Linked DNA regions of Homo sapiens: region 1 is linked to region 2. Evidence: chromatin loops called from intact Hi-C (ENCODE). Cell type or tissue: heart right ventricle. All regions are shown on one strand. Links, peaks and the distances in the headings refer to the core of each region. The heading gives the core; the rest is flanking DNA.

Region 1 (11,830 bases), core at 3,630-11,629, 61 kb after region 2:
TCCTGATATCTACAGAAACAATTATCAATACATGTAGCTGCTTGAGCCTTATTTAGAAGGCTAGCCTTTCTTTTCCAAGTGCTGTCAGAATGTATACATTTAGTCTGTCTTTTTCCCTTTTAGGAGTCTTTGTTCTGGGTTGATGGCAAAATTCCTCTTTTTACATGTGAGATTTTTGATTTCACTGAATTCTACCTAGATTTTTATGGACATTGGATTTTAAAGAGGAAAACACTCATTTTCTTAGTAAGATATTGGTGATACATAGCTATGCCATTGATTTCCATACTCCTGAGCTTTGGGGAGGGAGACAGTGGCCAAGTAGCAGGCAGAATAAGATCATCACTCATGTCCTGAATCAATCACACTTTCCTTCTCGGATTGTGTATATGCTCTGCCACTTCCTACATATTACATCCTGAGTTTTTAAGTAAAGTGGATCTTAGCCAGATTTGAGTCTAATGGCTGATTCATCGGCATAGTTCTTGGCGTTAACATCTCAGTGTCCTCTTTAGTTCTCTTTGAGGATTCATGTCATTGAGGGCCTTTGTGCCTCCACTTGTCTCAGTATGAGGAAGAACTTTGGTGTGAGGGCGGAGCTATGTGAAGGGTTGCTGGGTTGGGGGATTAGTTCATATGGTCCCCATGCCATCTATTTACTTTTGGAGAGAGGGGACTTTGAGTGGGTGGGTATGGATAGATGTTCCTCAAGGAAACCCTGCTGGCTAATGGGCACTACATCTGTGTATTACTGTGATTCTCTCTGTAAGCTCCCCATGTGGCCAAGGACCCCCCTCCTACCAGGGCACTTCCTGCCACCTCATTGCACTGGTCTCAACCATTCAGCCTGCTGCTGCTGCACCATGTTGGGCTGCGGTAGGATAGGGAAGGGGTTCTGTTGATTGCTAAATGTTGCCTAACTTTATTTCCCTCTCCCACATTTCATGCAAGGGAGCGGACCTAACACATGACTTGCATTCTCTTCCTATGTTCAGAAACTCCAGGGCTTGCCCACGTGTATGTATGAGTGACCAATGGAGCTTGGAATTCTTTATCTATATGATCTGTCCGAAAATGAGATCTTTTGTACTGGAATTTGTGATGTAGTTGATCATTCAGAGCCAAACGCATATACCAATAAAGACAAGACTGTCATATATGTGGTCTCTGTTGCCTACTTTCGTCACCTGCTAATACTTTTTCTTACATAGACTTGAGAATATAATTCAACATTGGGATTCCTCAAGGCACCACGAACAGAGCTCTAGAAGTTGTCCGCATTGGTTCCCCAGTTGCCCCCACATAGCCTCTCTGGGTTTTCTCGAAGCAACTCCTTCACTCAGGTAGGCCAGCACTAGGGTGAGGCAAGAATGTCACTTGCTTAAGGCACAGAATTTAAAGTGACACCAGAAGTGTCAGTACTCAAGATAAATAATATACTCATGCAACATTTTAAAAGATAAAAAAGAATGCAAAAGATCTATGAAGAAAATATCAAAATTTTAAATAAAGCCAGCATAATCCCAGGAGGGCTGGGATGAGTGTAAGGTGAGTGAGCTTAGTCCTACAAGTTCAGGGTCAGATCCTGTCTTTCCTTAAAATTCTGATATTTTTGGCTGGGCATGGTGGCTCGCGTCTGTAATCCCAGCACTTTGGGAGGCTGAGGTGGGCAGATCACGAAGTCAAGAGATCAAGACCCTCCTGGCCAACATGGTGAAACCCCATCTCTACTAAAAATACAAAAATTAGCTGGGCATGGTGGCTCATGCCAGTAGTCCCAGCTACTTGGGAGGCTGAGGCAGGAGAATCGCTTGAACCCAGGAGGCGGGGGTTGCAGTGAGCCGAGATCATGCCACTGCACTCCAGCCTGGCGACAGAAAGAGACTATGTCTAAAAAAAAAAAAAAAAAATTCTGATATTTTTTAAGCGCAAATATTTGCATTCAATTTTATCAAGAACTATTGCATTACACTTAATATAATTTATCTCAATAACTGGATTTTTAGCATTTCCTTAATTGTGTGCACAAAGCAAGAATCTCACTCCCTTTAGCCTTGACCTTGGCCTCAGGGCTCCTTCTGGCCTGGATCTTGTGTAAACCTCTGGCCTTTGCAAAGCTGTTATGTGTACATAAACTTCTCAGTGGATTGTCTGTCAGTCTTCGGATACTTCCTGAGTTCCTGGCCTAATTGTCCTTCCTCACTGCCTCGTCTTCCCTTGGAGATGCAGTCCCCTGTCTCCCTTTTGTTCAGCCAGCCTCAGCATCTCCAGCAGTAACCATCCTGTGCTATCTACTGAAATAGCAGATAAGTGCATGCTCATCTTCTCACTACATTTTTAAAATTTTTATTTGTTGTATGTGACTCTCCAGAGTGAGGAAATGAATGAGGCTGCCAAAGAGAGAGAGAGAGAGAGACAGAGAGAGAGTGAGAGAGAGACGGAGAGTGAGGCAGAGACAGAGACAAAGAGAGATAGATTCTTTGGAAAAGGACAGGAGGGAGGATCAGGGGACTTTCTCAGTAAGTCTGAGAAATAATCTAGGGGAAAAATGGATAAAATTTTTAAAAAATAAGGGAAATTCTTTAAAAAACCTATATTGCTTTTGTCCCCCACATTTGGAGGTGTATGATACATTTGCTAAGCTGAAGATACAGTATTTGAGATTTAAAATATTCCATTTTCACTCAGCCAGTTTCTTAATGCCATGCGCTCTTTTTGTAATATTTGCATTCTCTATTTTTATATAATTTCTACCTAATGCTTTTTATGGGCCAGGCCCCATGGATTGTATTTTCACATTAAAAAAATCTTAATAATTGCTGCAGTATAGATATTACTCTGTTTTACAGATGGGAAAAGTGAGGCTCAGAAAAGTTAGGAGGAAAAGGAAAATGCAAATTCCATCCTGAACAAGGGGTTGTTATTGAAGCCCAGGTGGATGTCCTGGAAGTGAGGACTCTTTCTAGCCCAGTGCTGCTCATCCTTTCCAAATTAATACCCAGCAATTTTCTAACTCAGCAAGAGGAATTGTAGTGTTGGCATTGCCCCTTTCATGTGGGTGATCAAGTATGCTGGGGTGTATTAACCTTTGGATCTGAAGGGTGAGGAGTGTCCACATGGTGGGTGCTGAACTTACTGATAAAGGAGGAACCTGCCAGTGGGCAGAGCCCAGGCCATCTATGGTACAATGATTGATATAGGCTCACTGGCCTGTGATGTTTTCTCTCTCAGTAGTGTCTTTAAGAAATATTAAATGATCATGAATATAAAGCCGTTATTTTTATTTTTTTGCCAATTAAAATTATGTAAAATTCCACTTTTTCTTTTGCCAAGCCCTCTCTGAAAAGTTTACATTTTTAGTTTTAGTTCAGAAAATCCTAGAAAAAGCAAGCTATACCATAGATCTCAGACTCTTTCTTGAGTGGGTTCACTCCTCGGAGATTAGCATATCTGATTTCCTAGGTGAACTTGATATCCAAGAAAAGAATTCAAAGTGTGCCAACTGTGTTTGGGAGCATGTTGAGGTGCATATATTTGCTGAGTTTCTGTAGGCAATGCTGGGAGGAGTGAGAACCCACAGCTCCTGGGCAGGGTCACCCTGTACAAGGAGGCCAAGGGAACACAGTGTCTAGTAAAGCCTTCTTTTCAGCATCCTATGGGGAACCAGCCTTGATGCGAATCTTATGAGCATCGCAGAGGACAGACAAGTACTCCTCTGGCTCACCTTCTACAACTCGTTCCTTCATTTTCCATTCAAAGGTCCATGTTTCCAAACTGGCTAATTGAATGGAGTCAAAATTTCTATAGATCTTTATGCTTTAGAGAGCCGTTTTAAAAACAAGAGTTGGCATTCATACGTGGCATTCTTCCAAGCCTGCATCTACGTGCTTCATAAAGTCAGGAGATATCAAGGAGCTGATATTCTTGAGCACTTTGTGACAGACACACATGTTGACCAATATCTCATATAAGTCTTTTAATGGAGAGAGTAACACATGTTCTTTAAAAACATCATACAGCACTTCTTTACTGGGCTTGGTAAGTGCAGATGAGTTAGAACGGCAAGGTTAGCCAAAATGAATAATTATTTTCTGACTCAATGTTTATTCTCTTAATTATCTTGATAACTTTGAAAAAACCATAGTTTGGAGTATGAATTATTCAAATGTAGTTCAAAGTCCATTGTGACAAGTAATAAAATACATTCAAAATATTGTTTACTAGAGTGTTCCAAGCCCGCTGAACCTCTATGCATTATCAGCTACAAAGCTGCAGAGCATGGCCAGCCCTTTGGGGTGGAGATGCAGCCAGAGAGTGGTTTGGAGAAACTAATTAGAATGTGACTTCAGAGAAAAGGGGCTGAAATATTTCCAAACAGAGAATTTGATGAGTCCTTTGCTTTCCCTGGGGTGGGGGTTATGTATGTTTCTGCATGAATCTCGAAATATTTGCCAGTATGGAAAATTTTCCCAATGAGAGGAGATAAAACAAATCTCTGACTAATAAGACTGTCTGGGACCTTTAACAATAAAACTCCAGGATGGGGAGGGGACAACAAGGGTAGGAATGAAAGTTCAGATTAGGCTTAGGGTATATGTCGTATGTCTCTGTTGGATGATGAACGTGTAATCAGGAAGTCACGTCTCACCAGGAATTCAGTGGCAGTAGTCAATGACTGATATAAAAAATTGCAGATGGAAATAAATACTTATTGGCAATTTTGTAAGTTCTGAATCATAGTCTGTTCAACGAACAAACAAGTGCTTTGGCATCTCCGGCTCCTAGAACAGTGCCCAAGACATTGTAGGTTTATAATAAATAGGTAGTAAACTGAATGAACAAAAGAATGGATGATCTTATCTACTTTGCCTGTCATCTTACTGTAGCTTTGGGAAGAAAATACATCTCTACTTCATTGAGCTTCAGGCATCTCTAGTATTTGCCTATGATTCTGGTAGGAGCAAAAGGTTGGTTATCTTTCCTTTTGAATTGCATATTAGCTATGCCCATTGCCATGTCTGTTCAGTGTTGGGTTTGAAGCTTTTTCTCTTGCTCTTTCTGTCCCACCTCCTAAGTAATTTGTGTTTTGAGAATTCTCCTGTCTGGTTTTGTAACTTGGGTTTCAGGTATGCTAAAGCTTTATGTTTTGTATTATGAGAGAATAATTTCTCACAAGGCCTAATGCTGAAGTTTTAATGGAAATATACATATTTCTCTCATTGAATTTACACAATAGTCATATGGTGGGTATTCTTGTTACTTTAATCACACAGAAGGAAAACAGTAAGGCACTGAGAAGTTAGGCAACTTGCCCAAGAACATACAACTACTAGGCAGGAGAGCTAGGAGTTGAACCTAGATACCCAAACCCTAGCATCGGCTTTTAATGCACACACTGAATTCGTGCCCGTCTCTCTGTCTAGCCATCAAGCCAGGCTTCTTTCATGCTCCCACCAACACACACACACACACACTGACCCACAATGGATTTGAGGCAGTTTACGTTGGAAATGCAGCCAGTTTAACTGATGAGATGGGTATCTGCAACTTTCTCATTTTCCCTGTCATTTAAATCCTGAAATTTCTTTCCATACTATAAAACACTGTTTAGATTCAAAATTGACAACAAGGGAGAGTATGATTCCAAATGGTAAAGGCCAGGCCAGAGTCTCAAGTCCTTCATCTTTGATGGAGAGCCACCCCTTGGCCACTGCCAAGGGCCAAGGTGATTTGGAAGGTGATGGTAGCAAGTTACCAGGCGGTCTTTTATTTGTGGCTTTGCTCAGCTTAGTTTTTCTCAAATATGCAAGAAAGCTGGAGGACACCACTGTTGGAGGAGATCTGTATCTATTTATCCTTAACCCCATGTCCGGTAGCAAGCCACTTGGCTGTTGGCAGTTGTCAGCAAGCAAAAGCTCTTGGACCTGTGTTTTTCACTGTGTCATCTCTTTTGTTCTAGTGTGTGTGTGTGTGTGTGTGTGCGCGCGCGCGCGCATGTGTGCATTATAATAACTAGAAATACTTTCTTTTATTTATTTATTTTTCCGAGTCGGAGTTTTCGCTCTTGTCGCCCAGGCTGGAGTTCGCGATCTCGGCTCACTGAAACCTCCGCCTCCTGGGTTCAAGCGATTTTCCTGCCTTAGCCTCCTGAGTAGCTGAGACTACAGACAGGCACTACCACACCCGGCTAATTTTTTGTGTGTTTTTAGTAGAGATGGGGTTTCACCATGTTGTCCAGGCTGGTCTTGAACTCCTAACCTCAGGTGATCTGCCCGCCTCAGCCTCTCAAAGTGCTGGGATTACAGGCATGAGCCACCACACCTGGCCTGCTAGAAACACTTTCTAAGAATCAAATCCCTGCATCCAAACTGGTATCTATCAAATCTGAGTGGCTAGAGGTGAGGCCAAATAATCTGCATTGTTAAAAAGTCCCCAGACGATTAGGATAAATGTAAGAGTTTGGGGATCACTGTTCCAGGTTAGACCCATTGTGGAAGGTTCTCATCCAGAAGGACCATGAAGCTGGGTAAGGTGACGTGAGGTGGCAAGCTCCCTGAGGACAGGCTTGTACCTTGGTTGCTGGTAAGTTTTTTTCCTAGCCTTCCCAGCTTTGCTGATACATGGTTACCCTTCCTGGTTGCAGTACAATTCTTTTAGGTTTTAAAACATGGAACTGTTTCACTCATGCGGGTTTAGGGCACAGGGATTGTGGTTTTGAGGGTATAGTAGCACAGGAGTTGAAAAGGCATTTAAGGGATAGTCTTGTCATTCTAATGACAAGCGCAATGTCTCCATGAGGCCATGGTTCTTGTTTTTGCATAATCAACATGGAACTTGATCCATTCATGAGTTTAGGATTCTCTGTGCACCAACAATACACCTGACATGGGTCACCAAATAGCGGATGAGAAGAATCTACTGATTGATATTTTCACAAACACTTCATAAAGTTGCTAAAATGCCAAAACTCCTAAGCTTAACTATTTGAAAAGGATTGGCAATTTTTTTAATCTATATAATCAGCAAAATGCAGAAATGCCCAAAGTGGGTGAGATTAGGCTCAATCCTTCTAATAATTCGGTATCAAAATAATTAGAAACTGGAGTTGCATCAAAAGTTTTCTCAAAATTCAAGTTCACTAACCTAGTTGACTTTTCTCAAGAGAAAATATGCTATAATAATGTCAAATTATCAGAATGTTAGTTGTATAATTTAGTACTTAGTATAAGGAATTATTGGGAGATCATTTTATTCCTCCTTGCAAATTCTAAAGTTTCTTTTGGAATTTCATTTTATGTGATTTGATCTGTACAAAATAATGTAAGAAGAGAATGGGACAGATGGAGAGAAATGATTGAATCACCGTGTTTCAATGAAAAGTATTCAAATTGCATTTCACTACATAATGAATTCTGCTTCAACTTACTTTGACATAAATAAGATTGGGTAAGAGAAACCAGAAGTAAATCAAATAAATTAATAAAACTATCAGAGCTGCTTCAATTTTGGTCCTCAGACATTGTCTGCTTTATTTGTATAATATAACCTGCTCTTATAAATAAAAACTCTTGCATATAACTCAGTTGAAAACAAAAATGTAAGGAAGAGTTAGAAAATTTGGAGGCCTGATTAGGGCACCTTCTAATTTTACAAATATCAATTTTTTTGAAAGTTGAAAAACTGAAATTTGCAACCTAGAAGAGTGACCTTCAACTTTCAACTAGACTTTTTTAAAAAAAGAAGATGGGAGATACAGACATGCATGCAACATCGACGATTAGCTGTTCTTCATATTTTCCTAATTATACACATTTACTGAACATGAGGACATTTTTGCATTTTGTCTAGACGAAGGCTGTGTCTCCACTGGCATAATATATCACGACGTTTGTGAGTCTTGTGCAAAATTGAATTTGCATCTCTGCCGCCGCTTGTAGAGTTCATTATCTTGCAATACAACCACTGGGAAAAATACAATTTTCTGTGTTTAATAAAACTGTTGTCTTCTCATAGTGCTTATGATGCTTGAACAATTTGTCAGGCACTATTTATCACAGATGCTGAACACTAATTATACTGTGTGTAGTGCCTGTAAGAGTGATTTTAAATATTTTCTTTATTTAATATGTATCAGTGCAACCAGGGTTTTTTGCAACCACACTATTATTTGCATTTCTGAGAATCAATGTGTCTTTTCACAATATTAAACATAAAAGAAAAGCCACTAAACTAAGAGTAGAACATGTAAAATATGTACTGGATATAGTCAGGAGGCAAGGAAACGGATGGAAAACTCAGTCTCTTTGCTCCCTAGTTAGCCTAGGGCTGTAGAAAGAAGTAGGGCATTGGCCAGTCTGAAATATGTCTCCAGGTCTAATTAATACTTTATAACTTTCTAGGATAGAGATGATCACTGAGGTCCCTCCAGGCTACTCAGTTCTGCAATCTGTGATTTAAGTAAATCAGAAGTTATTTAGCATGGCTTCACTAATCAGAAACCTGAAAGACCAGAGGCCTGTTTTCAGATGATCCCTTGAAAATGAGATTCAAATGACCAACCACTAAAAGAATCAAGTGCTAAATCACGAGATCGAGACCCTGAAACATAGTCTCCAGCTATTACGTGTTTTTTTGAAGAATGGCTATCATACAAACACAATTTCAGCGGGTCTTTATATTAAAGACACCATTTAAATGGGAACTGCATCCGGTGTTCTTTGTATGGTAATAAACTGAGCACATAAAATGAATGTGTAGCAGAATAGAAGTTATCTTTTTTTTTTCTTTTAATAATCCTGAGAAGCATCATGTCGAACACATGGAAAACCCTTAGACTGAAACAATAAACAGAGTTAGTTTGGGCAACTTTGAAAGAAAAGAAGGTAAGGAAGGGTTATTTCCTATGAGACTTATTGGAACCCAGTATTCAAAATGGTTTTCCTACTGACATCTTGAAGAATTCTGTGCTTTGTTACTATCATGTTTTCACCAACAAAAGAATTAGCTGGTTGGGCCTGGTGGCTCACGCCTGTAATCTCAGCACTTTGGGAGGCCGAGGCAGGCGGATTATGAGGTCGAGGTCAGGAGTTCAAGACCAGCCTGACCAACATGGTGAAACCCCCTCTCTACTAAAAATACAAAAATTAGCCTGGTGTGGTGGCGGCGCCTGTAATCCCAGCTACTCAGGAGGCTGAGGCAGGAGAATCGCTTGAACCTGGGAGGCAGAGGTTGCAGTGAGCTGAGATTGCGCCACTGCACTCCAGCCTGGGTGACAGAGCAAGACTTCGTCTGAAAAAAAAAAAGAATTAGCTGAAAGAGAACTTTAGAGAATACAGAACACCTGTAGATGGGAAATGGGATTTCTAACTCTCTAGGTCAAGACTATATACTTTCATAGGTATATGAAATGTGTGACCAGTATAAATATATGTGACCAATGAGACCACTATGAAGAATTTGTTGTGGACTCAGGTAAAGCAGTGCCACACAAAGAAATTCACCCAAAGAGGAAGTAATGGTTATAACTCTTCATGAGGTTGATGTTGTCTTCCTGTATTTTTTCCTGGAAGACAACAGTTTAGTTTGGACCATGATCCCATTGGAAGAAGCTTCGAAAGCTTTTGGAGCTGTTGGTCACCTCGCCTCCTTAATGCCCAACATTTGATGGTTTGGAGAAATGTAATTGCCACCCAGGCACTGCCTAGGCTTGGGTGTTCAAGTCTAGCCTTAATTATCACCGAAGCTCAGGGCCACTGCCATTCTCTGAAGCCCCTGATCTAACCTGGGGCCTCCAACTGTTTCAGATGAGTCTTTGTCTTAGCGACACAGGCACATTCTCTTTTTCTGTTCTGTTGCTGCAAAGTGGTATCTGAGGCCTGCCACTGGAGTCTGTTCACCTAATGCCGTTCCTTGAATATATTGCATGAGAAGATTCTTTTCTGTTTTTTATCCCACCATCTCCTGTTACCTTTATGTCAACACTTTCTCCTTGAGCTGACCCCTCATCAGCTTAAAACCAGTTCTTGCTTCTAGATTTTGCTTAGCTTGTGTTTTCTGGGCCACCAAATACTTTTCACTGGGTAATGTAAAAGGAGACAGAGCAAGCCAGGAAGCAGATGTCTCTTGGGTGGTGTGTGTCTTTGAGAATTGGAATTTGAAATCTCTGTATGAAAGGAGCAGTGAATGGGTGTAATTAGTCAGGCTGATGAAGGAGTAAAACCTGGTAAGCAGTTTTTCTTGACTGGCTTAATGAAAAGCATTAGCTATCAGTTTCTGTCTAAACGCGCTGAGGGTAAAACAAGTGTGGGGTTTGAACAAAAGATAAGATTCAGCGTGGGCTTGGACTCCGTTCCCAAGAATAAGTTTTGCTTGGGCGGAAAGTATGTGGTTCATCCGAAAAAAAAGAAATCAATGATTTGTGGCAGTTCTTCGTGCATTTTATTTCAGGATAATTTATAATATTTCAGGAAATGTAAGGGGTTCTCGCAAAGGCCCAAACTGGTGTTTTATAACCAAGTATGAATGTGTTGCTCCTTTTCTTCTCATCCCCTCAAGCCAGACACTTTCTCTAGGTCAGTTTTCAGGGCCAAGGAATCTTTTGGGGGTTAACTTACGGTTATCTTCCATCAGCTTTTGTCCTTCCCTGTGGCATGGACCTAGCCTAAGACCTTAAGACCTGCTCACCTCCTAGTGACTAGCAAGAAATTAAGTACCCCCTGGAGGGGAAGATTTCCTGCTCTCAAAGAAATTTTTAAAATATACTCTAACATCACTTATGATGCCTTTAAAGGCCTCGGAGAAAAACGATGTGAGTTTCTAGAAGAAAATGATTTTATATCATTGCTTGACTATGCTAAGCTGTAGTAAGGATTCTTCATGCAGCAAGACCAAATACCCCAATGATCAGCTCAAGTCCAGAGGGTGGCCCAAGATGCTGTTTCCTTTTTTGACCATCTCTGCCTCCAGGGACAGCAGATAGACATCTCCAGCAGGACCAGCGGCATCCATTCTCAGCTTGACTTTGTTACATAGATTTCAGCTTTCTGGCTTGGACCCCTGTGAAAAAATCTCTTAAACTGGGAAACTACAAAAGGGCTGGATCCACATTTTTTTTCCTTAAAGGAAAGATTATTTGTTAACGTTAATTGAGGTTGCAGATTATTTTCTTGATGTTGTGGGGACAAAAGTGACACATGATCTTACTTTCTGTCCTATTTGATTAAAATTCAGATAAATGTTACAAGGGATGACAAAACCCATTTTTTTTAAAGGTACACAACGTCTGGATAAACTACAGAGTGGAACAGAAAACAAAACAAATCCAGCCTCGTATTTTTTTTCCACATAGTTAATAATGCAAGAAAAAGCCAGCCAGGACAAAGAAAGCAGAATAAAAATGTGGTTCTTGGGTTCAGATGTTAGAGATGAGCATTGAGAGAACTTAACCAGTTCTGGAAAGGGAAGGAGAAAGAAAACTTTTTTTGAGACTTGCCATCTGCTAAGTGTTTCCACATACGTTATCTCAGCTAAACTCCACCTTCAGGCAATTTCTTATAGATGAGGAAAGGGATGCTTGAAGAGTTTAAATAACAGACTCATAGCTCAGGCAGAAAGTGGCAGAGAACACTTCGGGAGGACATGGCGGGTGGATCACAAGGTCAAGAGACCGAGACCATCCTGGCCAACATGGTGAAACCCCGTTTCTACTAAAAATACACAAAAAAATTAGCTGGGCATGGTGGCAGGCACCTGTAGTCCCAGCTACTCTGGAGGCTGAGGCAGGAGAATCGCTTGAACCCGGGAGGCAGAGGTTGCAGTGAGCCGAGATAGC
Region 2 (11,830 bases), core at 2,159-10,158:
GGATCTGATTTATTTGGCCAATATTCTAATAGTTCCATGAGTTTGAATGATGGTCTGTTATTTGCAAATTCTTGGAGAAATAGCTCTGAATGTCTTACACTGAATACAGCTGGCCTCACTAGTTCTCATTTTGTTAATTCAGATTTCTTTTTATCATTTCAACAGGGAATGCATTAACTTTACTTTTTGAATTATCTATTTAAAAATCTTTGGCTAAGAATGTAAGTAACAACTTAGCCAAAAGATTGTTTCAAAGAAAAGACAGTTTCAAGTTCCCTCAAGACTTAGAAACGAGTATTCACAGGCAATGAGTTATGAATAACTAGATTATTCTTTTCCTTCCTGAAGTTGTTTCTGGTAATAGCTCTAGAAGGCCACACATGATTGGCCTAGTTGGAACTACTTCATGTTTGAAGTCATAAATTTCATGTTATTAAAAATACTTCATAATTTGCACTTTTTTCCTATCATTAAATCATTTTAAATGAGTGGCGTTGATGTATTTCTAGCACTTAATTTAGGACAATTTTACTATTGCTACCACCTTTCCTAATACATCCTTTAGTGAGCTCTACCACAGGACCTAAGAGATAATGATAGGTAACAGGTATTGACTTCAAACTTAAGTGTTTCATGATCCTCCCAACAACCTTATGAGGCCAAAGCTAATATTGCCTGTATTGTAACGATTAGGAAACTGAGGAATGGAGCCATGAGGGACGTGCCTCAGGTTACCGAGCTAACAAGTTAACACTAGGATTTGAGTTCAAGCAGGCTGTCTGTAAAGCTGGTGCTCCGTATGTGAACTGGATTCTTGAACTGGGCTGGGGCTAGAGCGAGGCCAGCCAGGTGTCTAGGGCACAATTTGAAAGACGGTGGTAACTCTTAGGTTCATGCAAGTGCCCAGTGGCCACTCCTACTAGCACTGGCAGTTGTGTTATTGTTGCACTAAAGTAGAATTCTAAAGTTAACTGAAGTCACTGGAGAGGCACCCCTTGATCCCAGCAAGTCTTCAGGTATTTGTGCCATGAACAAATCCTTTTCAGATCTTGACTTGCAAGTATGTGGCACAGTAGTGAAATTGGCACATACATTTTAAATTTCACCTTGTGAAAAAGAGAAGTTGCATCAAGTCTGTAATTCAGCGCTAATTAGTTAACCCCAGAGCACGTTTGCTTTGTCCGTTATAACTGAAGATGGATTTGCTGTTTTTTATTGCCTTCAGGTGAATTTTCTCATCACTCTTGAACTTTAGTACTTCCCATTCTTTTGGAGTAGTCCCTACTCTCTGGTGAGTGAACTTGAGGGAAACCTTGCGAGTGGAAAGGGCCTGGTGGGAAGGGGTGTGGAGGACACGTCCTGCCATCTCCATGAACAGAATCCAGACATCAGAACAAGGTGGTGAAAAATGCCTGCGCTGTTCCTTGCCTTTCGAACACCCACAGGCAGAGCAGCGTCGGAGCTGCTTGGTCACTTCAATGTGCCTGTCCTCGAATGTCCCGTCTGGCAGCCAGTGATTGAGAGAGACTGCTGAGGGCACATGCTAATTTTCCAGTCATTTGGTCAAGCCCCATCTCACACGCTACAAGACCCTGGAGCCTGTGTTTACTGAGTTAAAATCTCTGCCTGACCATAAATTAATGAACAGTAAGTTCCCTCCCTCTCTCTTTTAGAAATGTTTATCCTGTTGCCAAGAAGGAAAGGAGAAACCTCTTTTGTGTTTATTAACCACGCTTCCATCTCTTTTTAAAAATTATCATCATGCTGTAATCAGTCTTGCTGAATTATTATATAGAAACATAGGCCACGGCTGTTTGCTTTAAGGATTTTAATTCAGCCTCAAGTAAATTCATGCAATTTCACCTCAAGCCCCTTGAGTCGGGGTAGGAAGTACAGAGTCGCCAGCACTGTTTTACCTTACCTGTGGAGAGTTCTAGGTTTGTCACCTGAACTAGGACACAGCCTCTGAGGGTGCTTCCAGGCTTTTCAAAGACTGCTCTCAAGGCAGATTTTCCTCTTTGCGTTTACTCCAGGCTCCTGGGTCTTGGGGAGGTTGATTGATTACCTCTCCATCACGCTTCACTCAACGCTGTTGAATTGAATGCCACGTCTAATTACATGCAGGTCTCCTGCTGGCTTCTCAGGGTGTCTGACCCATGGGGTGCACTGGCAGGTCTCAGGCAGAGGAGGCGTTCAGGGTATGTCTGTTGTGTTCCCCCTGTGGAGGCGCCAGCCTTAAACAGGCTCAGCCCTCCCTATCTGGAGTCCTGCAGAATGGCGCCTTCTCTGTGGCTCCAGCTCTGTCTGGGATCCAGCAAAGCTATTTTCCCTTCCTGATCCCTGGAGTTGGTAAGGGCTTCCCACTGTTGTCAGTTCCTGAGTGCCTATTTCCTGTTTGTTTCTTTACCCCGCCCGCATCTCTCTGTGTGGCCCTACAATATATCTCTTCATTTGAACCATATGGGGTGAGTTATTTTTCCTTGACAAAACCCTGAGACATATGTTATATTCTTTAATGTATGATCTCATTTTATCTTCCATCAAATCTCTTCCAACTCCAGTAAATATTTATTAAGTGTCAATTATAGTTGACCCTTTAACAATGTGGGGGTTAAGGGCACCAATCCCCTGCACATTTGAAAATATGAGTATAATTTTTGACTGCCCCAAAACTTAACTACTAATAGCTTACTTTTTTTCTTTCTTTCTTTCTTTTTTTTTTTTTTTTTGGTGACAGCGTCTTGCTCTGTTGCTCAGGCTGGAGTGCAGTGGTGCGATCTCTGCTCATTGCAACCTCCGCATCCCAGGTTCAAGTGATTCTCCTGCCTCAGCCTCCCTAGTAGCTGGGACTACAGGCGTGCACCACCACGCCTAGCTAATTTTTGTATTTGTAAGAGAGATCGGGTTTCACCATGTTGGCCAGGCTGATCTTGAACTCCCGACCTCGAGTGATTTGCCTGCCTCGGCCTCCCAAAGTGTTGGAATTACAGGTGTGAGCCACCGTGCCCAGCCAATAGCTTACTTTTGACCAGAAGTCTTACTAATTCCGTGAACAGTTGGTTAATACATAGACTAGTATCTACATGTATTTTACGCATTCATGACATATTTAACTTTTCGTTAATTTTTTCAATATTTCTATGTTACAAGGTTCATCTGTTAATTTTTTCAAATTGTTTCAAATCTCCTAAAAATTTCGAATATATTCATTGAAAAAAATTTGTGTATAAGCGGACCTAAGCAGTTCCAACCTGCGTTGTTCAAGGATCAAGTGTGTATGTCGGCCAGTGAGCTAGGTGCTGGGAGGTACCTCCACAAACCAAGCAACTCCATCTTTGGCCTTATGGGCTATGGCCTAATGGTAATGTGTATAATATTGATACTATCACTGCCCATAATAAGAGAACAATGGCTTAAAAAGTTAAATGACTTTTCCAAGGGCACACACATCAGATTTGTCTGCCTATAAAATCTCTGCTTCTGGCATTGTTTCTCTGAGGCCAATGATTTTCCTTTGTCTCTTGGGTGTCTCTAGGCTGCAAGTTCTGAGCTAGCCATAAGATCTCTGCTCTTCATTTTGGTGGCTGTAATTCTTCTTGACTTGGTGTAAATGCATGAAGTATCCCTGCCCTTGTAACCTGTTTTCTTTTTTTTATTTCTCTTTTATCTTTTTTTAAAAAAATCATTTTCTTCTCTTTTCTTTCAGTTCTCTTTTTACTCAAGACAAACACCATAAATATGCTTTGTCTTTTCTTTAATTTTCACACTTTAAAATTTTCAAATTGGTTGGGCGGAATGTACTTAGCTTGCATGTTTATGTGTGTGTGCGAGAGAGAGAGAGCAAGGAAAGGGCACAAGAATTTACACACACACACACACACACACACACCCCTATGGAATAGGAATACCATGTATTTTCAGTTCTATTTGATCAAATGGGAATGTAATCCCAGTACATACACCATTTACCATTATCACCTCCTCAGTGCTTACTGTGCTGTAACACTCCCAGCTCTTCTTAAAAAACTTTCCATGTTGTATTTTTTGCTCTTTGTTTTTACTTCCTTATAAATAGCAAGAAGTTTTGCTGAGAAGAAATAATTACAAATCCCAAAAGGTTGGTGTTCCGTTCTGAGCTCCAAGATGTAAGGATTGAGTGGATTTCAAACTTGGCAAAATTTCTGACTTGGCAAATGCTTCCATCCTTATTTATGACAGCTTGGAAACTTCCATTTTCCAGGGTTTATAAATGATGCTGCTGATTTTGTCTCCTTTTTTTATTTTGCTGTGAATTATAAAATAACCAGCCTGAAGGTTTCCTTATAATATTAACCCTCTTAGCAGAGAGGGAGAGAAGTAGAGAGAGAGAGAGAGAGAGAGAGAGAGAGAGAGAGAAGAGAGAATGTGTGTAAATTGCTGTGTTCTTTCTTTTCTTGGTTATGAGGTGCATTTTACATATTTCATAAGCCCATTTACTTCCCTTTTTCTGCCTTTCAACAAAATGAAAATCTAGAAATGTTGAGGTTTGGGATACAGAGAGTGACAACCTGTGTTTGTCATTTTCACCATAAAGGACTTCTTGGCCAGCAGTCCTCTAAGGGATGATACATTTCATCTCCAAATTGCAATTTAGCATTTGGAATTCTGGAGCAAGATAGGTAATGCATAAAGTATCAGAGAGTCTTTTTCTAGTGGTGTGAATAGGCTATTTCAGGGGGTCTCCATGCCCATATTCTTAGAAAATTGTCCAAGTGGAGGAAAAACAAAGAAGTTGTCACCTTCTTTTCCCTTGACACTCCTCCCCCACTGAAGCCTTCTTCTTTTTCTTTTTCACTTTCTTACTTCTATACTCAATTCCTCAAAGCCCACTCATCTTAGGTTTCCTTTGTAAGTGCTTTTTCCTTTCGATTCATGGGAATATGAAGAAATTAGGAGCCTTCATTTATTGGGTAGAGTAGATAGATTTTACCAAATGTGGGCAATAGGAATTTTGCAGTGCAGAATGTGTCCTCTCAGAAGCAGACACCAAGATGGAATTAAAGCTGCAAAGATTTTTATCCTGAGAAACTCTTGGGTGAGAGAAACTGGGAAGGGAATCCGAGAGCAAGGATCTGTAAGAGCATCAGACTGCAATGCAAGCAGGACTGTGGGTGAATAAGAGAGGGATGGAGGCTTAGGTCAAGCACCCTCGACTGCCGTTCACTCTAGGGAGTTACTGGCGAGGCTGCTGGGGAGTATTTGAGCCAAATCAGCCATCAGAAGACTTCCTTGTCTCCCAGGAGGGTTCTGCCTTTATATTTCCACCACTCTCACTCATTGGCTCTGGAGCTTGGCCTCTGTGCAAATGAGGCGATAAATTCCTGAGTTCAGCATTTGGTACCCTTGGTCAACTATGTTCCCTGTCCTTGAAGGTCTACGAGGTGCATTCTCAACAGTAGACACTGTCTTATCTGAGCTCCACTTAACAGATATGCTCATTAATTGCTGCTTGCCATCTCTCTGTAAAACACAATGACCAACCTACACCCTGGACACTCCTGGCTGAACATCTGGGTTGAGTGCTTTCGGAAACTCCACTTCCTTAAATGACCTACTGTCAGTTTCATTGGTTAAAAGGGCTTCTACTACAATCATTTTTTTTTTTTAAAAGTACCCAGGCTGGGCAAGTCAACATTTTGAAATGTTTAAAAAATGTAATTTTTGAGCTGTAGCTACCCTTTTATTTATGGCAACATAAAACAACATCTGAAACTAAGACCTGTTTTTGTTTTTCTCGCCTACATACTAAAACCACGAGTGATTTTTATTTCATTTCATTTTGTGTTCCCCATCAAACAAATTTCCTATCATGACAGCTCTTGTTATTGATTCATATTCTTTCAGAAGAGTGTTTATGGAAGTGTACATCAATGCCTTGCCAGGCATGAGGACCAAGTCGGAGTGGTACAGAGCGATGCATCCTCTTACACAATTACTCACTCCTGGACTTCAGCAGCCCTTGCATTGAATTGTTTTCAAGGAAAATGAGACCTTATTCAGATGCAACCAACTTTATTGAGTACTTTCTATGTGGTAGACCATAGGTTCCTGATTCAAATGACTACAGGTTGGGACAGTCCTGGGCGTCAGTAGCTGGGGTGGAGGAGAATGCCCCATGCACAGGATAGGGCTGCCCCTAGCCCAGCCCATGTTGGCGTGCAGGAATGAAAGCCTAGCGTACCCAAATCTTCTGATTTTTTTAAGACAAGGGGAGATCCGGGTTTTTATGTGAAATTTTCTAGTTTTTAAATGTTGGCAAGACCCTTCACATTTTTTAAGGTCTCTATGAGCCAAACATAACAAGTGTTGATGCCAAATGTTGCCGTTTGTGACTTTCTGGCTGGACATTCTGCTCGTGGCTTTCAGACGTGGTTCCTTTACAACAGCCCTGAGTAGATACTTGTCTTAAGTCAGGCTTCCTGGAAACAGATGCTGAGATGAGGATTCATGTGCAAGTAATTTATTAAGGGTGTGCCTGGGACCGGTATGGGGAAGCAGGACAGTGGGGGAGGAGCTAAGCAGGAGTATGATTTGAGCCAAAGCCTTGTGGAGGTGGTTTCAGCCATTTAGTTTCAGTGGTTTAAGTTGCCCTTCAGAGTTGTCCCACCCTGAGCTTAGGGAGCTGGGCTTTCATATGTGTACACCTGTCAGTCATTAGCTGCAGGTTGCAACAGGCAAAAATGGGCTCCAATAGCTCAAGGGAAGGCCTCCAGAAAAGTGACACAGGTGCTGGCTGTTGGCACTGCAGGGCACACAATGGCAGTAACAGTGGTTCTGAGAGAACCCTCACGACCCACCACCAGCAATCTGTGGCTCTCCCTAGTCGACAGGCTGAGCCAGAATTCAGAAACTGATCTTTTGACTCTGTGGCCAGTGCTTGTTGGCACCCTTTCCACCTGCTTCTTACTGAGATCAGCATGCAGAATTCAGATCATCTTAGACCCTGGCAAATTGGTATGTTGGCCCTGGGCTACTAGCTCTTCTTTTCCTCTAGTAATGCATGGAGAGAGGGTGGCATGGCTATTCAGAGGTGGGGCAGCCCAACAGGAGCAAGAAAGGGGCTCTGGAGCCCCCAACCCTGTAGGCAGCCCTAAATGGGCTCCCAAGAGAGGCTGAGGCAGCTCTCAGTTCTAAATTTTTCTTGCTAAGTTTGGCAATTTCTTCCCTGAGATGCAGACAGTGTTTCTGGGTGCTCTGTGTCCTGGTGAGTTCTGGGCCTATGAGACACACTTGTCCGCTGCTGGAAAGGTGGACCTTTTGGGGAAATAGGCCAGCAGCTTCTACATCTTGCATCACAGTGCCACAGTATGTAGGCTGTTTCCTTTGGAGAGCTTAAAGCTATTCATGGTTTTAATTTGGAGATACACCCTCTAAAATCCAACCAATTTCCCTTGAAGGAAATCTATCAGATCTGAGGAGAGAAGACAGAAGCTACAGCACCATCTGCTAACCAAACACCTCTGGATTTTGTGGGTTCCAGAGGCAAAAAGATCAGTTTTTTTTTTTTTTTAACTGAGTTCATCACGTGTTCCCAGACACACCTGCCCCGTGCCTTCTGCTGTAGTGGACAATTTGCTCATCCTTCCAACTCCTGGATTACCCAGGACAGCTTTCCTCTCCCTGGGCTCTTGAATGTGGTTCCAAAATCAAGCCAAGTCTTCCTCACCCAAATCTTTCAAACCTGTCCATTTTGTGTACCCCCACCCTGTCTACCATCCTCCAGGCCCTTTGTAATTGAGAGGGCCAAGCTGGTCTTCTCTCTCCCCTTCTCACCATGCTTCCACCCCCTGAGCCCCACATTATCTTCCCAAGATGCAGGCTTGAGCCTTAGGCAACTTGCGCAGCTGAGTAGATTAAGTCCAAGCTTCTCAAAAGAGCATCCCAAGTTCAGGACATTGTCACTCCAGCCATGCTTCCCCACCCACCACCTCTGGTCCACTTCCTTAAGCTGCCTACTCCACTTGGTTTGACCCTCTTCCTCCCACCACCCTCAACTTATTGATTGGGTGACCTTGAACTTGGCACTTAACTCTCCAAGTCTTAGATTTGTCCTCATTAAAACAAGGGTGGGGTGACTAGGAGATTTAAGTGGAAAAAAAGTCTGGCAAGTCATTCAGACAGCATGGCATGCAGTAACAGAAGCAATGACCATAACAATGATTATCATGATTGTTACCTATCTTCCCACCCTCCTAGAAGCTGGCACAGAATTCTGCACACAGAGTGGCACCTTCTTTCCTATACCCCCATATTAATAATTGTGCCATAGTGTTCATCTGGTGAGAGGAGCTTGGGTCTGCTGTTGCTGCATTAAACTGGATTGCTCCAAAGCATTAGACCACATGCCACTCCTGTCAAAGGTGCTACTGGGCTTTCAAAGAAACAGATGAAAAAGATGTGATTCTCAGTTGAGTTCACTTTTGTTGAGATGTGTGAATGTTTCTGAGTAAAGCTATGTGGGACCTCATAGCTGAAAGGCTGAATCAGAAATAGGGAGCTTCTGAGGCACGGAAGATCAGTAAAGCTTTAGGATTCTGAATGAAACTAAATTCCACCCCCCACCCGCCATGGACAGCAGAAGCAAAGATCTCTGGGGAACTTCTTCAGGATGTGAACCAGGGGCTGCCATAACAAGTTACCACAAACGTGATGGTTTACAACAACAGAAATTTATTCTCATCATTGTGGAGTCTGGAAGTTTGAAAGTGAGGTGTTGACAGGGTTGGTTCCTTTTGGAGGACCTGAGGGTCTCTCTTAGTTTCCAGGGGCAATTATCGGCATCCTTTGGCTTGTAGCTGTATCACTCCAGTCACTGCAGCTGCCTTCAGCTCGCCTTCTCCCTGAGTCTCTGTGTCCTCTCTTCCTCTTATAGAAATTCTCATTAGATTTAAAGCCTACCCTAAATCCACGATAATCTCATCTTAGTAATTTTTAATAACATTTGCAAAGGCCCTTATTTCCAAGTAAGATCACTGTCACAGGTTTCAGGGCTCAGGATTGGACATATCTTTTTTTACAGGCCACCATGTAACCCACTACCTGGAGAACAGAGTTGAACTGAGAGGTTGATAGCACAATGGAAGGTACAGGATGTAGATGCCAAGAAGATCTGAGTTCCAATCCCTGTTTGGCCCATGATGTGGACGTATCCCCTAACCTCACTAAATCTCAGTTTTTCCTTTTCTGTAAAAGGGGGATACTCATTTCCACCACGTAGATTGTGAGAATAAGTTAACAATGCATGTATCTAGTACTTAGTAGATTCACAATATAGTTATTGTCTATAGCTATTACCACCACTCATTCATTCATTTAATAAAAATTTAAATCTCTGGACATCAAGGTGAAAGAGACATATCATATGGCTTTTAGTCATAAAAACACTTTGAAGGAGTTTTGTGTTTGTTGAATGAATAAACAGGTGTTCAGATCTGAAGCCTATCAGAAGTATTTGCTTTGTTCCAAGCGAAAGAAGGGGGTTTGGCAGGTCCTCTTATGCACTGTGCTGCCTGCAGGGTGAATGATGATGATGGTGATGCCAGACTTTAAAGGAAGCTCCTATTTTAGACTAGTGTTTATAATCCTTAAAGAATATCATTACATTATCATTCACTTCAATGGTCCACATAGGTGGTCATCAGAGTGAATTCTATGGGGAACTAATATCAAGAGGCAATGTGAGGTGTCTTAACTAAAGAAAAAAACTTACAGCACAGAGCAAGGTGGGGCCAGGCAAGTAACAGTTAAAGGGAGGAGAGAGGGGCAGCCCCTTGGAGAGTGTGTGTCTTATTTAAACAGGGCAGCTGATACTCACTCGTTCATTCAACCATGCATTTAACCCTTCTCCTTGCCTTGGACTGTGCCAAGTGCTGGGGCCACAGGGTGAGAAAAGCAAAGTACTGTCTTCAGGGAGCTTATGTTCTCTGAGCGCAACTCCAGCTCTGGGTGCCACGTGGGAATCTAGGGCTTTTTGCTGCCAAATCATCTGCTTTTTAAAGAGAAGAAGCCAGAGGTTATGTGAAATCTCCTGATTTTTAAATGTTGGCAAACAATGTACATTTTTAAAGAACACTGTGCAGGCCAGACAAAACTTGTCTTTTGACTCAATTGGGCCTGGCCTGTAGGCTGCCAATCTGTAACCCTTGGGGTGGAATCTCATGACTTTTGCCTTAAGAAACATTTTTCAAATGTCTGATTTTACGCTAATTCTCATTTTTCCTGACTTCATTGCAAGCTGCCAATGCTTACTGCTTGTTGTCTATGTCCTCCTGGATTTAACGATTCCTAGGTGCTTCACCTCTGCGTTTTCAGCTGAGCTAACCTCAGTCTATCAGTTTCTCCCTTGCAAACCTAAGCCCCATATCTTTGATTACAGTTTCGTGTTCTCTCAAGCTTCCAGAAAGGCTCTGAGCATTGCCCATTTTTCCCTCAACATTTCTTCTCTTGAGAATTGGAATCTAGTCCAAACCCTTAACTAAACAGCTTATAGATTAGAGCTGCTTTTAAGCCTTTCTTTTGAAACTTGCCCTTCCAATTTTCATACCCATTGAGTTGCATTGACTCCCAACCTTAGGTGTGATATTAATTTCTCTCAGAGGGACATGGATTTAATAGACTTTTTAATTAACATTTTGCAGAATCGGAGCTGTCATTCTTTATGGCAGACTGATACAAATGTCTATAATTACATTTTTGGCATTACATCTGGGGAAAAGTCTAGAGATGTTTGTTTTAACCCCTTCCTAAAACATACTGATTTATGGGCAGGCCTCTTTGTGCACACCTCTAACAGGCCCAGTTGCCATGACAACGCAGAACATCATTTGTCAAAGAGCTATAACTTCATTATATGTTGAAGCTGAAAATTTATCTTTTAGAATTTATTTTTATGACAGGGAAATTTTGCATTTCCATAGATATGCTTCTTCTCCCTAATTCTGCTTGTCTTTAGGGAGATTCAGGATTCAGGTGAATACTTTCTAGAGAACAAGACAAACCTCCTACCTTTCATTCTCTCCCCCTACCCCCAGATGAATTATTGTATTCATTCCAAAGAGAACTCAGATGGCCTCATTAGTACAACAACACAACAAAGGTGAAATTGTATGCCAAGTGTGTCTAACTAAATATGATTTTTGTTTCTTTTAAAAGATTAAAATTTTATTGGTTGATTATTTTTGGCAGTAAAGTTCAAAGAAAGGGAAGAAAGAAAATGTCTGTAAATCCTTCCTACAAGCTGGAGAAAGTGAAATATTTAGTTATTATATTTCCTTGTGTGATGTGTGATTCATGGATTGAAAAGTCAAAGCCGATTAAAGGGGCAGGCAAATATATAAATTAGTGCAGTAGGCTCCTGGGGACTGTGTCAAATGGAATGCTACATGCCTTCTCTGAAGATAGTAGCTTGTTAGTGTTTACTGACAAATGTGGACCCTTGTACAGGATTGTTTGTTTTGTTTTTTTTTTAAAGAAGCCAGAAATCTATGGTGTTTTTTTTTTGTTGTTTGTTTGTTTGTTTTGAGATGGGGTCTTACTCTTGTCACCCAGGCTGGAGTGCAGTGGCACGATCTCAGTTCACTGCAACATCTGCCTCCCAGGTTTAAGCAATTCTCATGCCTCAGCCTCTCCAGTAGCTGGGATTACAGGCGGGTGCCACCACACCTGGCTAATTTTTGCATTTTTAGTAGAGATGGGGTTTCGCCATATTGTCCAGGCTGGTCTTGAACTCCTGACCTCAAGTGATCCGCCTGCCTTGGCCTCCCAAAATGCTGGGATTACAGGTGCAAGCCAC

The links. Hi-C counts contacts between places; a loop is a spot of excess contacts. Peaks named below come from ENCODE experiments on the same cell type or tissue, not always from the same donor. Only the 100,000 strongest peaks of a DNase experiment are listed, where the experiment ranks them.
Region 1: it touches region 2 in a loop (3-fold over the local background); 2 of 110 quality-filtered maps call a loop at or near these places.

What each region holds. Positions count from the first base shown.
Region 1 is chr9:84,876,740-84,888,569 of GRCh38, forward strand. The region is part of intron 14 of NTRK2 (neurotrophic receptor tyrosine kinase 2); the gene reads left to right. Among named protein-coding and RNA genes, the nearest start is that of NTRK2, 210 kb to the left of the region's middle. In heart right ventricle, for the core only: no CTCF peak of the experiment used is centred there; no DNase peak of the experiment used is centred there.
Region 2 is chr9:84,817,458-84,829,287 of GRCh38, forward strand. All of the region lies in intron 12 of NTRK2 (neurotrophic receptor tyrosine kinase 2), which reads left to right. LOC124902193 (a long non-coding RNA gene) reads right to left here. Exons shown (of 3, transcript XR_007061632.1): 3 at 9,908-10,024. Among named protein-coding and RNA genes, the nearest start is that of NTRK2, 150 kb to the left of the region's middle. In heart right ventricle, for the core only: no CTCF peak of the experiment used is centred there; a DNase peak (open chromatin) is centred at 6,383; H3K27ac peaks cover 1,326 bases.